Regions from separate parts of the Homo sapiens genome. Here region 2 is linked to region 1. The links are chromatin loops, found by intact Hi-C in ENCODE. Cell type or tissue: B cell. All regions are shown on one strand.

Region 1 (8,000 bases):
ACCTGGCTTCCCATCTCCCATGTTAAGGAAGATCTTCTTTATTAATCCCCTGGCTCACTAGAGATCAGGAACCCCAGTGGGTAGAATGTTCAGCTCCCAAGGAAGATATGCTGCAGAGGCACATGGCAAACTGCTTAAAAGAAAAAAACAAAACAAAACAAAAAAAGCTTGTAGTCAACAGACATGTGAAGAGTCCCTCCCATCCAATCCAGAAGCTTAAGTAATAATTTGAGAATCTGTACCCAGTAGGAAGTTAGCCCTAAGTCTCACCCAGGTCACCAGAGGGCAGTTATACTTTCCAATTCTGCCTAGAACCTCCACGCTTCAGTGCAGGACTTTTAAAAATTAAAATTATATGGAGAGTCTGATAAAGATTTGACTTTGAAAAATTTGGGGGAAGAAAGGAACCAGACACCCAATACCACCCTCAGATAGGGCATGGCTTCTGAACATGCACCAAATGCCACAGCACTGCATGAGTTGAAAAATGAAGAGGACATCATTTTTTCATTAATGCTTTTAGGAATTTCTTTTAGAAGGGAAGGAAAAAGAAATTCAAAAAAGGTGGCTCTTTGGGGAAAAAAAAAAAATGAAAGTTGTGAAATGTAATACCAGAAAGGTTTTGCTTACCAGAAACCGTAGCTTGATTCCCCCTGCCTTGAGTTTACAACTGCCGCCTCCTTTCCTAAAGATTCACTTCTTATCCTAGTACCAATGTACAGGAACTAATCAAGTGCAGAACGTGATACAGCACTGAATACAGTTTATCCCCAAACTGAGAGGTGGGAATGAGGGCGATTTAGAAGAAAGTCCTAAAAGTACCCACCTTCCCCCGATTCTCATTACACAAAGCGACCAAATGCAGGAGGCCCACTGGTTCCTAAGCAGAAATGGCACACTTCAGTGTCATTAGGCCCGTTTATCTCCAAGTTACTCTTGCAAGCCCTTGTGTCTTTCCCATCTCCCTCTACACACATATATACATACACACACGCTCACACACATCCTCAAAGCTTCCCAGTCTTAGGTTTGCCTGTTTTTTCACCCCTGGCAGCTGAAGTGGGGAAAAATTACAAGCAGTTGTGATGAGTGAAGGAAAGTGAAAATAAAAACTGGTTCTATAAAAACTAGAACTACACAGAGATGGACAGCCTTGATACTTAATTCCTATAAGCTCCTATCCCTTTAAGATATTTTATATAATGAAAATAAGGAAAATGTCTTCTCCCTAGCAGCAACGAGCACAGGCAGTGCAAAAGCATCTGCTCAGGGGTGGAGCTTCAAGAGGGTGGAGAGAGGAGGAAGAAAGCTGATTACATCACCTTTCAAGGCTGCTCCTCCCACTTGACCAAGTTTCTAGGGCGGCCCTAAGCTCAGGATGGCAAAAGGGGGAGAAAAACAACAAAGACGGAGGGACGCCATTTTGTAATGGAGAAAGAGGACTTAAACTAAAAAGCCACCCGGCTCTGCCGGTAGCTTCAGTTACATTATAAAACACCTTTTTAGTAAAAAAAAAAAAAAAAAAAATCAAAAACCAGTTCCCCATCGTGAATAATCTTTGACCTATTTTGATCAGTAAGAGCGTAGTGAAAATTAAAGCAATTAAAATATTAAAAAGAACAATTTTCTGCAGGGAAGAACTGAATTTGCAACGGAGGTTCAACCGGCTACCATCGACCACCCCCATCCTCCCTATAGAGGGAAAGGGGGAGGAAGGACTTGGACCCCTCTCAACAAATAGGGTTGAGGTGGGAGGACAGGAAAAAAAATGGGTCAAGACACAACCTGCAACGCCGCTTGGAAGACAAAAGGACAAGGAAAGTCGCCATATTGAAGCAGGGAAGAAAAAAATTCCTTTTAACGACACAAATCTTTTAGAAAGCTAGCATTCAATTGCACTAAATGGCTTTTAAAATTATACTCCTAAATTCCACATTTCCCAACCTTTCCACCCTCTATTTAACTGTACCTCCCCCACCAAAAAATATCAAGTTAAAATGTTAATCACTCTTTTGCTTTTAAATACCTATGCAATCTGCAACAATTATAAGACATTCTTTACCTCCCCAACTATTATCTTGTATGTACTGGCACTAAGATTATATTTTGTCCTAAGTGTCTTGCAATCTTTATTCCTAGATTGCCACCTATTTTAACCACACAAATATACCCCAAGCAAATTACATTAAAATTGAGAGGATTTAACAGTCATTTAAAAAGTTATAGCGAGCTATTACTTCTCTCTGCCCATCTCCTTACCCTGCAATCTTTATGTACAGATTGCTTATTAATCTGGCAAATTGAAAGGCACCCTGCTTGTCTCACACACAAAGAAGTGGTACTTCTGGGCCACAAGATCCACCATCTCTTGTATGTGAGCTCATTAACCCTTTTGAAGACTGCTGCTAACCAGAGGAAGGTAACCATTCCTCCTTATATAAACACATATGGCTTTGGCAGTCTGGAAATTGGCTGGATTACCAAGGGTTAACCATCAAAATCCTCACTTGCTGGCCCTCCCTCCACCCTCTCTTTGCCTGCAGCAAGGCAGGGAAGAGATAGGTGGTAGGGGAGAGAGAACAAGACTGTTTAGACCCACAGGCCCTTTTTAATGGAGATTAAGTGACCAGATTGGTCCTTCTCCAGTTCTCTATTTGTTCTATGGTCTCATTTCTTCCTCTCATTATTTTTGGTTTCACAACGGGAAACGTTGATTTCTTGTTGCAAGGCTGGTTTTTGAAAATTCGACACTTACTATCCAATTTTTTTGCGACGTCAGCACCTCGGGCTCAGGGGGGAGGGGGTAAAATTTTGGAGGAAAAAAAATAAAACAACCAACCAGGACCCAAAACTCAATTATTTAGGGGGCCTCATTGGATCAAAAAGTCTTTTAAAAAATAAAGGCCAACTCAGTATTCATTTCCCCCCCACCCAACTCCATTTAGGGAGGGGGGTCGCAGAAAAAAGTTCTGAGTGGATTCAAAAAAGTAAACGCTGGATGAGTGAATTTGGGTGGTTTGGGAAGGGAGGGTGGTTGATTATTTTTGAAGTTATGTAGTGACGGTCCTTCGGCCACAGATTTCAAGTCCCAAGCAGCGTGGGCTGGTGGGGTGGGCAAGATAGGTGGGAAGGGGCAGAAGACACAAGTGGTTGGGCTGGTGGCTGCTGTTTTCCCTTTCCCCCCTCTCTCAGGATCCTTTCAAGGGCTTAGATGTTGCTGCGGCTTGTTTCTGTTTTCCTCGTGGCCGGCCTGTCTTTCTCCGAGAAAATTCAAACCTGGGATAAAAGGAACACAAGGGAGAAAGATGTAATCAGTACGGGTTGCTTCAAAACACTCACAAATGCCATCTTTGTTGTCCCCAAACAAACCTGTGTCCCATCCTGATCGCAACCGCTTTAAGCCGTGGCTCTCAAATGAACCCATCCATCCCTATCCCGCTTCCCAGATCCAACGCTCTCCGCAAAATTTTACCCACTAGACGACAAAGTAGGCAAACTTACCTCTAAACGAACCCCAGAATGGCGGCCGCCCGCTCGGGTGGAGTCTTTTATACCCGGACGCCGCCCAACGCGCCCAAACGTGCTAGTGAAACGCCCTTGTCGCGAGACATTATACGCGAGGCGTGAACTCATTGGTCAACCCAAATGACAACTCGCCAACTGATTGGCTACTCTCACTTCACCTTTGCTCCGCCCCTTTCCCTGGCACTCTCTTCCGCCTCCTTCCTGCCTCCCTGTCGCGTGCGCGTGACCAGGAGCCTAGCACCTCCCTTTCCTCTGCTTCCGCCACTTCCGCCCTGGAGAACATTTCTCACCCAGGATTGGTAGAAACCTAAGAGCGCATGCGCACTGAGAGGATACCGCTAAAAATCGCCTTCAAAATTGCTTAAAAGGCAAACTTTAACAATGCGATCTAAGAGTCGTAGTGACTGGCCAAAAAAAACCGCAATTTTGGGGTCTAATTCGATTGTGACGCAGTTGAAATTAGCTTCTCCCCCATGCCTTCCCTTTCACGCTTCCGTCCTGACGCAAACGTGGGGCCGCCTTCCGCACTGCGGGCTTGTCCTTGGCCCTGCCCTACTCAGTTTCCTGAAGCATGCGCAGTTGCCTTTCCGTCAATTCCTGTCCTGGGCGTACGTCAAGATGGCGGCGTCTGTATTAAACACCGTGCTGAGGCGGCTTCCTATGCTATCTCTCTTCCGAGGTTCTCACAGAGTTCAGGTAACTCTTCGAAAGACATTTTGCACAACCTCAAGTTGGTTATACCTTCTCGAGGTTGTCGCTCCACTGTCAGGAATCCACGAGTGGAGACCTTCCCACGTGTGTCTTAGCTGTCTAGGCAGTACTTCCTGCAACCCCCCCCCCACACCCCGCGCATTTTCTAATCCCGAGCCGAGGACTAAACGCCAGGGTTAGGTATCATCCTTTTTCCAAAATGCCATTTCAGTAAAATAACTTAAGTGATGGAATTGACCCCTGTCCACCCTCAGTCATGCATAACCAGCTTTTTAAAAATTATTTAACTAATTAAGGGGCCATGCTAATCTCTGTATCGTTGCAATTTTAGCATAACATATGTACTCCCCAAGCGAGCGCCACAACCAGCTGTTAACTATGCAAGTGGTGACTAAATCTGTGTTGCTCTGGAATGTCCTTGGGGAAATTAGGGATCCCAATTTCTACCAACCTTGCTATTTCTCAATAAGGTCAGGATATATTCTTACGACCTGAGGACAGTTTCTCAGCTCTCTTTATTAAATCAGTTTCTTATCGGAGTTATGAGAGCTTAACTCCGTCCTTTGAATTGAGGTTTCCCTCCAGTCTTGTGTACTCACCTCTCTGGAGGTTCTTGGTGGGGCACGGTGAGATAGGAAGGCTTGCCCAGCTGCCACTCCCTAAAGTGGGACTGAAGAGTGGTGACAGAGGTCAACACAGAAATAATAACAGCCTTGGTAGCTTTAAAACTAGCGTTAGGACTCAAGTTTGTTCTGCCCTGTAGAATGTTGACCTTCAGCTTTTATGAAAATGGGCAACTCAGTGACTTCATTGGATTGATTTGGAGACTCACCTGTCTTCTGCATCCCCTCCCCACCACACATCTTAGTTCCAAGAACCTAGATATCCTTCCTCTTACTTTATTCTTCCACCAGAGTCAATTTATTTCCAAAAAGCAAGAATACCTTTTATGTACTAGATTTTTTTTTCTTTTTTCTTTACACGAAATCTCACTCTGTTGCCAGGTTGGAGTGTAGTGGCGCAATCTTGGCTCACTGCAACCTCCGCCTCCCGGGTTCAAGTGATTCTCTTGCCTCAGCCTCCCGAGTAGCTGGGACTACAGGCGCATGCCACCACGCCGAACTAATTTTTGTATTTTTAGTAGAGATAAGGTTTCACCATGTTGGCCAGGATGGTCTCGATGTCTTGACCTCATGATCCGCCTGCCTGGGCCTCCCAAAGTGCTGGGATTACAGACGTGAGCCACTGCGCCCGGCCTTGTACTAGACTTTTTATTTGTCTTCTGAAATAAGATTGTTTTTTAGGCATATATCCCCTAACTTAGCTTTTCTTTCAGGATCCAATTGTAGAAAAGGAGAGTGGTTGTTGATTTATGTCAATTTAAACCCAACAAAAATACTTAACTTACATATGCATTCCTGTTATATTCCATTAATGCAGTATGTGTGCATTCCTCCTTTCCAAAGTGTGATAAGCAAAACAATTTAGTCCTTTCCTTAAACTCATTCTTTTATTTTTTTCTTCTCCTTTGTAGGTTCCCCTCCAGACTCTTTGCACCAAAGCTCCCTCTGAGGAAGATTCTTTGTCCTCAGTTCCCATTTCTCCTTATAAGGATGAGCCCTGGAAATATCTGGAATCAGAAGGTACCTCTAAAGGGGGAAAGGGAGGGTCAGATAGGATTTGAGATAAGTGGACAGAGCCACCCACTACACTCCCACCCAGGAATAACTTGTATGATCTTTCATTTCAGAATACCAGGAGCGATATGGTTCTCGCCCCGTCTGGGCTGACTACCGCCGCAACCACAAGGGTGGTGTACCCCCACAGCGGACTCGGAAGACATGTATTGTGAGTTTCTGAGAGTGGGATGTGGAGTGCGGGGAGGCCACAAGTAACAGTAACAGCAGCACTTTTTCTGACGTGTTTGAACATCCTTAACTGCTGTTTTTTTTCTCTCTACAGCGTCGGAATAAAGTTGTTGGGAATCCCTGCCCCATCTGTCGAGATCACAAGTTGCATGTTGACTTTAGGGTAAGGAGAGTCTTTTCTTTTTAGGGTAAGAAAAATAAAGATTAGGGGCTGGGCGCGGTGGCTCACGCCTGTAATCCCAGCACTTTGGGAGGCCAAGGCAGGTGGATCATGAGGTCAGGAGATCAAGACCATCCTGGCTAACACGGTGAAACCCCGTCTCTACTAAAAATACAAAAAATTAGCCGGTTGTGGTGGCGGGCGCCTGTAGTCCCAGCTACTCAGGAGGCTGAGGCAGGAGAATGGCGTGAACCCGGGAGGCAGAGCTTGCGGTGAGCTGAGATCGCATCACCGCACTCTAGCCTGGGCGACAGAGTGAGACTCCGTCTCAAAAAAAAAATAAAATAAAATAAAAAAAATTAAAAAGAAAAATAAAGATTAGGAGCCCCTTTGCAGTGCCAAAGAGATTACTGTAGGTGCCCCACACTTCGTATATCCAGGAGGCCCTACAGTCCGTTTTATAGTAACTGTTTCTGGCATTATAAAAACATCCCTCCAGCCTTTTACCTTCTACTATGGATTGTACTGAAAGTTTTATCCTATGCCTATGAAATTTACAGTCTAAATTGGCAGGTAAGAGAAATGGCTGTTTTTTTTTTTTGAGACGGAGTCTTACTCTGTTGCCAAGGCTGGAGTGCAGTGGCGTGATCTCAGCTCACTGCAACCTCCGCCTTCTGGGTTCAAGCGATTCTCCCGCCTCAGCCTCCCAAGTAGCTGTAACTACAGGCTTGTGCCACCAAGCCCAGCTATTTTTTGTATTTTTAGTAGAGACAGAGTTTCACCATATTGGCCAGGCTGGTCTCAAACTCCTGACCTTGTGACCCACCCGCCTCGGCCTCCCAAAATGCTGGGATTACAGGTGTGAGCCACCACACCCAGCCAGCGAAATGGCTATTTCTAGTGGGAGAGCCAATATCCAAAGATTCGTTTGTATTCATTACAGTTATTACCAAATATATTGGCCCACTTTCTTCCTGAGGTTTTCTTTATTTCCTTGTCAATGTTCAGTGCCATGCTGGCACCTGGGGCTGGAGGGCAGGTATATGAAGCAAGATAGAGTCCATTATTTTTCAAAAAGCCTTCAATATGTGAGAAGGACAGGATTTGCTCCTTAAAGAATTTGAAAACATATTGGCTGGGTGCGGCGGCCCATGCCTGTAATGCTAGCACTTTGGGAGGCCCAGGCAGGTGCTTCACCTGAGGTCAGGAGTTTGAGACCAGCCTGGCCAACGTGGTGAAACCCTGTCTCTACTAAAAATACAAAAATTAGCCAGGCATGGTGGCAGGCGCCTATAATCCCAGCTACTTGGGAGGCTGAGGCAGGAGAATTGCTTGAACCCGGGAGGCGGAGGTTGCAGTGAGCTGAGATTGCACCACTGCACTCCAGCCTGGGCGAAAGAGTGAAACTCCTCAAAGAAAAACAAAACAAAAAGAATTTGAAAACATTATATCAATAAAACAGATAATGGGAAAGTGTTCTTCTGAGCTTGCAGCAAAAGTATTAGAGCAGAAGCTATATGGCTGATCATCAGGGAAGTAGTAGAGCATTTGGATAACAGTCAGAAAATGGGGGTATTTGACTGCAATAAGAACCCTTCTAACACAGGTTATTTAGGAGTCCCATAGATAATTTCCCAGTTTCAATTGCATATAATTGGTTATAAAAAGAGATTATGGCCAGGTGCGGTGGCTCATGCTTGTAATCCCAGCACTTTGGGAGGCCAAGGTGAGTGGAT
Region 2 (8,000 bases), 290 kb before region 1:
TCGAGACAGGGGAATTGTGATAGAGAAAGAGTACTTCACGCAGAACCAGCTGTGTGGGAGATCAGTCTCCCCGAGCACGGGGGAGCAGAGTTTTAAAAGATAACTTCGTGGGTGGGGGGAAGCCAGTGAGCCAGAAGTGCTGATTGGTCAGGGATGAAACTGTAGGGAATCAAAACCGTCTTCCTGCACTGAGTCAGTTCCTGGGTGGGGGCCACATAATCAGATGAGCCACTTTGGGCAGCCAAAGTGAGTGGATCACCGGAGGTCGGGAATTGGAAACCAGCCTGGCCAACATTGTGAAACCCTGTCTCTACTAAAAAACAAAAAAAAAAAAACAAACAGAAAAAGCCAGGCGTGATGGCAGGTGCCTGTAATCCCAGCTACTCGAGAGGCTGAGACAGGAGAATCACTTGAATCCGGGAGGCGGAGGTTGCAGTGAGCCGAGATCGTGCCATTTGCACTCCAGCCTGGGCGACAAGAGCAAGACTCCGTCTCCAAAAAAAAAAAAAAAAAAAAAAAGAGCCAGTTTATTGATGTGGGTAGTGCCAGCTGACCCATCAAGTACGGGGTCTGCAAAATACCTCAAGCACTGATCACAGGAGCAGTTTAGGGAGGGTCAGAATCTTGCAGCCTCCAGCTGCATGACTACTAAACCAAAAATTCTAATCCTGTGGCTAATGTTAGTCTAGTCCTCAGACAAGAAGGAAGTCTGCTTTGGGAAAGGGCTGTTACCCTCTTTGTTTATAAACTAAGTTTCTCCCAAAGTTAGTTCAGCCTACGCCCAGGAATGAACAAGAACAGCTTGGAGCTTAGAAGCAAGATGGAGTCGGTTACGTTAGATTTCTTTCACTGTCTCAGTCATCATTTTGCAAAGGCTGTTTCAGTTCTTCCTTTCTAATAAACTTTCCTTTTTTCAAACCTATACTGTTTGTAGGTATGGTAAATTCATTTTACCAACCTGCGAGTTGACCACTTCCCGGTGCCAGGGCTCTGACACCTTGCCAGGCACTTACGGAAAGATAATTGTAAAAATCTAATAGAATTTTAAATTTCCATGCCTTCGAACCCAGCAGCCAAACTTCCAGAAATTTATCCTACTAATATAATGGCACGACGATCTAAAGAGATATGTACAAGGATGTTCTCGACAGCCTTTATTTAATAAGATGTGGAAAGAACCTTAAATGTCTACTCAAAATTGTTGAATAAATCACATGTCTACAAAATGAATAATGCAGACTTTAAAAAGAGTGAGGTAGCTCTATGTCACCAAACTGGAACAATAAAAGCCACTATAAAGTATAAAAAGCAAGCTGAAGACTGTCTCTATGTTTGAAATTTTTCATAATAAAAAATGAAAAAAATGGAGGGGGATTAGATATATTGCCTTTTCATGAGTAAGAATCTCACAAGTCTTGGACAATTAAACCCCGCCTTCATCCCTCCCATCTCATCATATCTGACCTCAACCAGTTTCCTACCTACACTGCTTATATGCCCATTTGCTCTATATGACTCAGTCATTTCAAGATTGCTTCTGTTTTCCCTTATTGATATAAAAATATTAAAAATGTATATTTAAAATTTGTTTAATTACATCCCATTATTACAGTTCATTTTTGCATATTCCTGTGTTGAAAATCCTTTGGTATAAATCAACATCAAAACTCGGTGTTATTCCACTTTTCTTGAACTGTAATCCTTTTTAAACAAGGAATATACCTTTTCTTGTTTAGAGAATATACGTACATTCATAAATCTTGGCAACTTTCAAAGGCCATAACAAATTTGTGTTAAGAATTCAGATCCCCTTTATTATTGTGGTAAACAGACAGATGAAATTAAGAGATTATAGCTTGTTTTCACTCTCTCCCAATTACTATCGCTTGAAAAATACCGGATATTTCATTATTATCCTGTCCGGAGTCGGCAAACTACGGTCTACTATCTGTCTTCGTATACGTCAAAAGCTAAGAATGGTTTTTACATTTTTAAATGACTGGGGAGGGAGGGCCAGAATCCAAGGGGAGTATTTAATGACACTTGAAAATGTTATTAAATTCAAATTTTAGCATCCATAATAAAGTTTCATTGACACACAGCCATGCTCATTTAGCTTTTGTTTGTTTTTGGAGACAGAGTCTCGCTCTGTCGCCCAGGCTGGAGTGCAGTGGCGAGATCTCGGCTCACTGCAACCTCTGCCTCCTGCTTTCAAGCCATTCTCCTGCCTCCGCCTTCCAGGTAGCTGGGATTACAGGTGCGCGCCACACGCGCCACACGCCCGGCTAATTTTTGTCTCTACTAAAAAGTAGAGACAGGGTTTCGCTATGTTGGCCAGGCTGGTCTCAAACTCCTGACCTCAGGTGATCCACCCGCCTCGGCCTCCCAAAGTGATAGGATTACAGGCGTGAGCCACCGCGCCCAGCCTTCATTTAGTACTGTCTAATGATGTTTTCATACTGCAAGGAGAAAGCTGAGTATGGACCACAAGGCCAAAAAGATGTCCTCTCTGGCTCTCTACAGCAAAGATTTGCCAAGCCCTGTTATATGTCATACTACTTGCGCTTCATAATTTTATAGTTTTACCTAGACAGTCTCCCTTTTTTCCTTCCATATTCAGCATAAAATCCCCTTAATATCAGTCTCTAGGCAAGCACATTCTTCACAGTCCTTAGAACTGGACCTCCTCTTGTTAATTTCCTTAGTCTAATCACATTCCTCCTGGTTATCTACAAACAGAAAGCCAGAAAGGAGGGCTATCAACATCTTAAGCGCCACAAATTAACAAATCAAAACCAAATCTCTCTCTCCCTCCGAAGCCACGGCTAAGGAGGCTCACTGCCCAGTTAGTGGCTTTCAAACTACCCTTACAAGTGAGACATCTTGTGAATTAGAACAAGTGCTGCTGCTAAAATCCCTAACGGCTACATAGCAATGTGAAAAAAGGTATCAAATGTAATTTTCTCAAATTTAATCTTCTTCAATTCTTGGCACAAAAAAAGGAACAGTAAAGGTAGACAACTGTAATTAGCATGTGTGATCCCAAATCTTTATACCTTAGATACTGGATTATATTTTCAGCAAGTAAATAGTTTCTGGCTCCCAAGATGAGAGGTTAAATAATGCAGGGTGTTTGTAAACAGCAGCACAATTTACACCGGAAATTAGGGCCCTTTCTCACCGAGGAGAGTACAGCAAAATCTGCTCATCTCTTTCAATGAATATTCTCCATGACTAGTGCTGGCGGCGGGGAGGCGGAGCAAGCTATCTTTTCTACCAGCCGTGTCACACCCCTCCTAGCACTAACCCCTCCTCCTCAGCCTTTTCACACCTCTACCCACTACTAGCCCCTCCCCAGCCCCATCACCTCTTCCCGGGCCCCTCACACCTCTCCCAGCATACTCTTCCCCAGCCTCATCACCTCACCCACTTCCTCCAAAATCACTGACCTGCTAAGCTTCCAGCAGCAGGCGGGCAAAGCAGGGAGGCTGTAATGCAAAAGTCCGCAGTCCCTACACAAACACTATCTGCTCCTGCGGAGAAACTCAAGTCACAGCCCCAGAAGTGGAAAGAACAGGCCTTGGCTCTCACCCAGTTAACAAGCGTTTATCCAGCGCACGTGTTGCGGTCGGACCCCATGCGAAGGAGCTAAGGACACAAAGGTGAGCAGCAGAGACGCGGTTCCAGCTCTCCCCCGGCTCCCACTCCAGCGGGATAGGTAGATAATTTCGGTAAATTTCGCCAAGCAGGGGCAGGACAAAGAGTATTTGAAGTCTACCGCGGGGAGAACTTACCTAATCCTTGAATGTTAAAAGGCTAAAAACTCCACTAGTCGGAAGTGACGTGCCAGCTTAGCCCCGCAGGTCCGCCACGTAATTGGCCGCCGCCACAGCTAGCCACCCTCTCCCCAGACTGGCCCGAAGAGAGGAAAAGTGTGGAAGTCCACAAGCCGCCCCCGCCCCGCCCTCTTCGTCGACTTTCAGCTGCACCGGGAGGCGGCGGCGCCTGGCCAGAGCCGGGGCCTGGAGCCTGGACTAGACAGCCTCGCCGGCCGGGGCGCCAGTCCAGCGCCCTGCGGGCAATGGGCTTCAGCGCTCGAGCACGCGCATGCGCGGGCCTGTATCTCCAGAGGATTCCTCGGGTCACCTGGACGCCAGCATCTCAGCCACCTGCCCCTCTGGGTCCCTTCTTGCCCTTGATTCCCCCTGCTGCTTCTCATCGCCAGCCCTCCTCCTCCTTCTTCCGCAGGCACCGCTAGACCCGGCCGCGGCCGCCCGCCGACACCCCAGCTTCCACTGACACGAGCCTCGGCGCGGCTTCCGCTTCCGGCGAGTATTGTGTGTCGCGCCGCGGGGCGGGGGCGAGGGGAGGAGGAAGGAGGGAGGCAGCGCTCCGGCGGCTCCGCGCCCCGCACTCCCGGACCCGAAGCCGGGAAGGTAGGTGCTGTCCCGCCGCCGCGCCCGAGCCTGGGGCCTGCGCTCGCCGGCCGGCTCCGCAAGCCGCGTCCCAGCGCCCCGCGACTGCGTCACCGGCCCCCCGCACGTAACCACAGCTGCCTCCGCCCGCCTCGGGCCCGGGCGGACGTTTTGCCGCCCCGGCGACGTCAGCGCGTCCGGCGTTGCTTGGCTACCCCGCCGTTCCCCCGTCCCGCTGCTGCTCACCTCCCCGGGTGAAACTCTGACGCAGTCACCGCGGGTCTCGGCAGCGTCATAGCGGCGGGCATCCCATCTGCACGTCACACCTCTTTCTCACCTGGACACGCATCCCTTCCTACCCTGCCAGCCACGACGTTTCCTCTTTCCCCTCTCCAATGCCCCAGCCCCAGATCTGGCGGAAGAAGATGGAGAACGGGGGTGGGACAGAGTTGTGGACAACCTCTCAGGAGAGGGTCGCAAGGTGGGACCCTGAACAGTGGTAGAAACAAAATGAGATTGTCCCTGAAGTTTGCCCTTCAGCTGAGACACAAGGAGTAGAGGAAGAGGAAGGACTAACGCAGAGGCACTCAAGGTCTCACTATGACTGTAGTTGAGAGTCCTCTCCCTTCTTCCCTAACCCTTTCCCCATTTCTCTCACCACTTCTTTGCCAGTCTAGATCCGTCCTGGTGCCTTACTGTGCATACAGTTCTACTCGTCTCAGGTGAGGAGGCCACTTAATTTGTAAAAGACTGAGGAAGGGGTAGGATCACCACAAGTCAAAGTTGGATTCCCACAGATAGAAATCATCTGACTGAACTTCTCTCCTATTGCTGACAGAAGAAATTCAAATCCAAAGAAGTTATCAGTTCCTACTCCAAATCAAACACATTTGTGTGTGCCAACAATATATACAGGAACAATTGTTGTTAACCTACCTCATTACATGGCCACTTATCTCTCAGCACATAGATCTACCAAATTTCCTTCCTTCCAGTAGGTCCCTGGAGAAGGATGGGGGTCGGGAGGAGAAAAGGTTATGGGGATAGTTAAATCAACTTACCCATGGCTAAAAGTATGGATGTTTTAAGGATGGAGTAGGGGGCCAGCCTTGTGTTTTATAAATCTCTCCTATGCATTTCCAATTCTTCTGAGGCTGCGCTTGAGGGAGATCTCATTGCCTCTTTTGTGTCTCTTAATTCGCAACCACTCCAGGACCTATAAGTTGGAGACACACTATGCCCAGGGTGTTAGTTATCAATAGCTATATTGAAAGATTCCAGTCACTACAAATAGACTCGTTGCTCTCTTTTCAAGAAGTCGTTGGCCTGAGCTCAGCAATATTTAATATGGTTGCCATAATTTATCAGTTTTCAGCAGTTCTGAGTGTCCAGATGAACACAAGAGAAATGGAATGTTGCGTGAAATGTCATTCCAAGAAGAGAGCAGATTTCCTTTAGGCTAGTCTGATGGATAAAAGGAAGAATAATTTCAGATTTTCCTGAAAAGAGGAGGTTGCCTTTGCCTCATTCATTCCATTTGTTAGCCTTTAGAGCAGTGGTATCTAACCCTTTCAATATGAGGACTCTCTTTGCTTATCTGTGGTGGCTGATAAAAATTATGCATGGACCTTCTGTGGTGGTGATAGAACAAAAGTTATGCATGGACTTTTTTTTTTTTAAGCTTATCAGCTGTCATTAGTGTCAATGTATTTTATGTCTGGCCCAAGACACTTCTTCCAGTGGGCCCAGGGAAGCCAAAAGGTTGGATATTGTGATTTAGAAGAATGAGAGAACAGTGTCAGAGAATCAAGCTTAGACTCCAGTGGATTAATCATAAAGCTCTTATAACATTAAACTTTAAAATATGGTTAATTTAAGAAATGTTAATATTTTTATGACTTTTTTACTTCTCAGATTCCTTTCTTGTCTGTTAGAAACGTATGTCAAACGAGGATACAGTGTCTGGAACTATTGGTTCTAAGATATAAGTGGAATGAGCCTGGATCAGGAGAAGTATGCTGAGCTAGAGTTGAAGGAAGCTTCTCTTTCTAACAAGAGAAAGCAGAGGTAAGAGACAAGATAGATCAATTGGGGGTTGTGTGTCAGTTTACTAACAAGAAAAAAAAGGTTGATGGCTGGGAGTCACAAGTTTTGAAAATGGAGAAACAAAGAGGTTGAATTGATTGGAAGAGAAGATGGAGAATAACAAGAAGGGGCAAATCTGGAGTTAGGACTTAACATAGGGATAAATGTCGGGTCAGGGATGCAAAAAAAAAAAAAAGAAAAAACCTCCAATTAATATTTTTATTTTCTCTGTCCTCTTCCCCACTCCCAAGTTAAATTATGGCAGAGACAAGTCTGTTAGAGGCTGGGGCCTCTGCAGCCTCTACAGCTGCGGCTTTGGAGAACTTACAGGTGGAGGCGAGCTGCTCTGTGTGCCTGGAGTATCTGAAGGAACCTGTCATCATTGAGTGTGGGCACAACTTCTGCAAAGCTTGCATCACCCGCTGGTGGGAGGACCTAGAGAGGGACTTCCCTTGTCCTGTCTGTCGAAAGACATCCCGCTACCGCAGTCTCCGACCTAATCGGCAACTAGGCAGTATGGTGGAAATTGCCAAGCAGCTCCAGGCCGTCAAGCGGAAGATCCGGGATGAGAGCCTCTGCCCCCAACACCATGAGGCCCTCAGCCTTTTCTGTTATGAGGACCAGGAGGCTGTATGCTTGATATGTGCAATTTCCCACACCCACCGGGCCCACACCGTTGTGCCACTGGACGATGCTACACAGGAGTACAAGGTGGGGAAGCAGACACACGATGTCAGTGTGGGTAAAAAGGGAGAAGCGGCAGAGGATGAGATACTCCCTAGGTAGAGATCGTAAGCTCCTACTACTCACTTTGTATTCTCAGAGCTGCATATGCAGGGGCACACAGTATGTGTGATCAGTTGTCCTCTAGCCTGAAAAAGAGCAATGGTGAGAAGTGCCCTAAAATTTCTCTCTGACTTTTGCAATACATGTGAGTCTTATGGGTGAATATTGGTATGTGTGGTCATATTTTTCATAAATGAATGAAACCACATGGAAAAGATTAAACTTAGGAAGAACTGAAAAGTAGTCTGGTTTCTTCATTCTGCCTGCCTGCTCAGAATGCTCCTTGTTTTCACACTGGTTATTGGGCATAGGTAATATCGCTTGAGACTGATACCTACCGGACTAAGCTGAACCATTCAATTGTTTGCAGCTTCTCTAGGTAATGGGTAACATGGCATATCATTTAACTTACTGCTGAGACAAAGGAAAATGTTTGAATAAAGGGAACAGAGATATGAATGTGTTAGCATTTTATCATATACTTTGCTTAGTTATGTTACTCTTGAAAACAAGATTTCAGGTAACTTACAGTATAATAACCATGTTTTTATTGTAGGTGGACAGAGGTGGATGGGAGGACAGGTTTAAAGAGAGATATTAGGGTACAGAAGGTTGCTTGGATGGTAATAGGCAGTTGCCTCAGTAAGAAAATGGAAAGAGTTGAGAAAGGACACAGAGTTGATGACAGCTATCTCAGATTCAGTAAAAGGACAG

Evidence for each region. Hi-C counts contacts between places; a loop is a spot of excess contacts. Peaks named below come from ENCODE experiments on the same cell type or tissue, not always from the same donor. Only the 100,000 strongest peaks of a DNase experiment are listed, where the experiment ranks them.
Region 2: a loop joins it to region 1, with 16 times the contacts of the local background. A loop is called at or near these places in 6 of 110 quality-filtered maps.

Annotation. Positions count from the first base shown.
Region 1 is chr6:30,613,723-30,621,722 of GRCh38, forward strand. PPP1R10 (protein phosphatase 1 regulatory subunit 10) reads right to left here and starts at 3,521. Exons shown (of 20, transcript NM_002714.4): 1 at 3,502-3,521; 2 at 2,756-3,276. It overlaps MRPS18B (mitochondrial ribosomal protein S18B), which reads left to right and starts at 4,118. Exons shown (of 7, transcript NM_014046.4): 1 at 4,118-4,221; 2 at 5,771-5,879; 3 at 5,987-6,084; 4 at 6,199-6,267. The coding sequence starts at 4,144. RefSeq lists an enhancer at 3,779-4,347. In B cell, no CTCF peak of the experiment used is centred here; DNase peaks (open chromatin) are centred at 1,349, 2,629, 3,709, 4,049 and 2 weaker places; H3K4me3 peaks cover 4,482 bases; H3K27ac peaks cover 5,342 bases.
Region 2 is chr6:30,322,560-30,330,559 of GRCh38, forward strand. TRIM39 (tripartite motif containing 39) reads left to right here and starts at 4,368. Exons shown (of 8, transcript NM_001369521.2): 1 at 4,368-4,436; 2 at 6,330-6,482; 3 at 6,752-7,211. The coding sequence starts at 6,759. TRIM39-RPP21 (TRIM39-RPP21 readthrough) reads left to right here and starts at 6,752. Exons shown (of 10, transcript NM_001199119.1): 1 at 6,752-7,211. The coding sequence starts at 6,759. It overlaps HCG17 (HLA complex group 17), which reads right to left and starts at 3,575. Exons shown (of 5, transcript NR_052012.1): 1 at 3,450-3,575. HCG18 (HLA complex group 18) reads right to left here and starts at 4,597. Exons shown (of 3, transcript NR_102327.1): 1 at 3,592-4,597. RefSeq lists enhancers at 2,404-3,047, 6,285-7,484. In B cell, no CTCF peak of the experiment used is centred here; DNase peaks (open chromatin) are centred at 3,332, 3,882, 4,342 and 4,642; H3K4me3 peaks cover 2,876 bases; H3K27ac peaks cover 3,559 bases.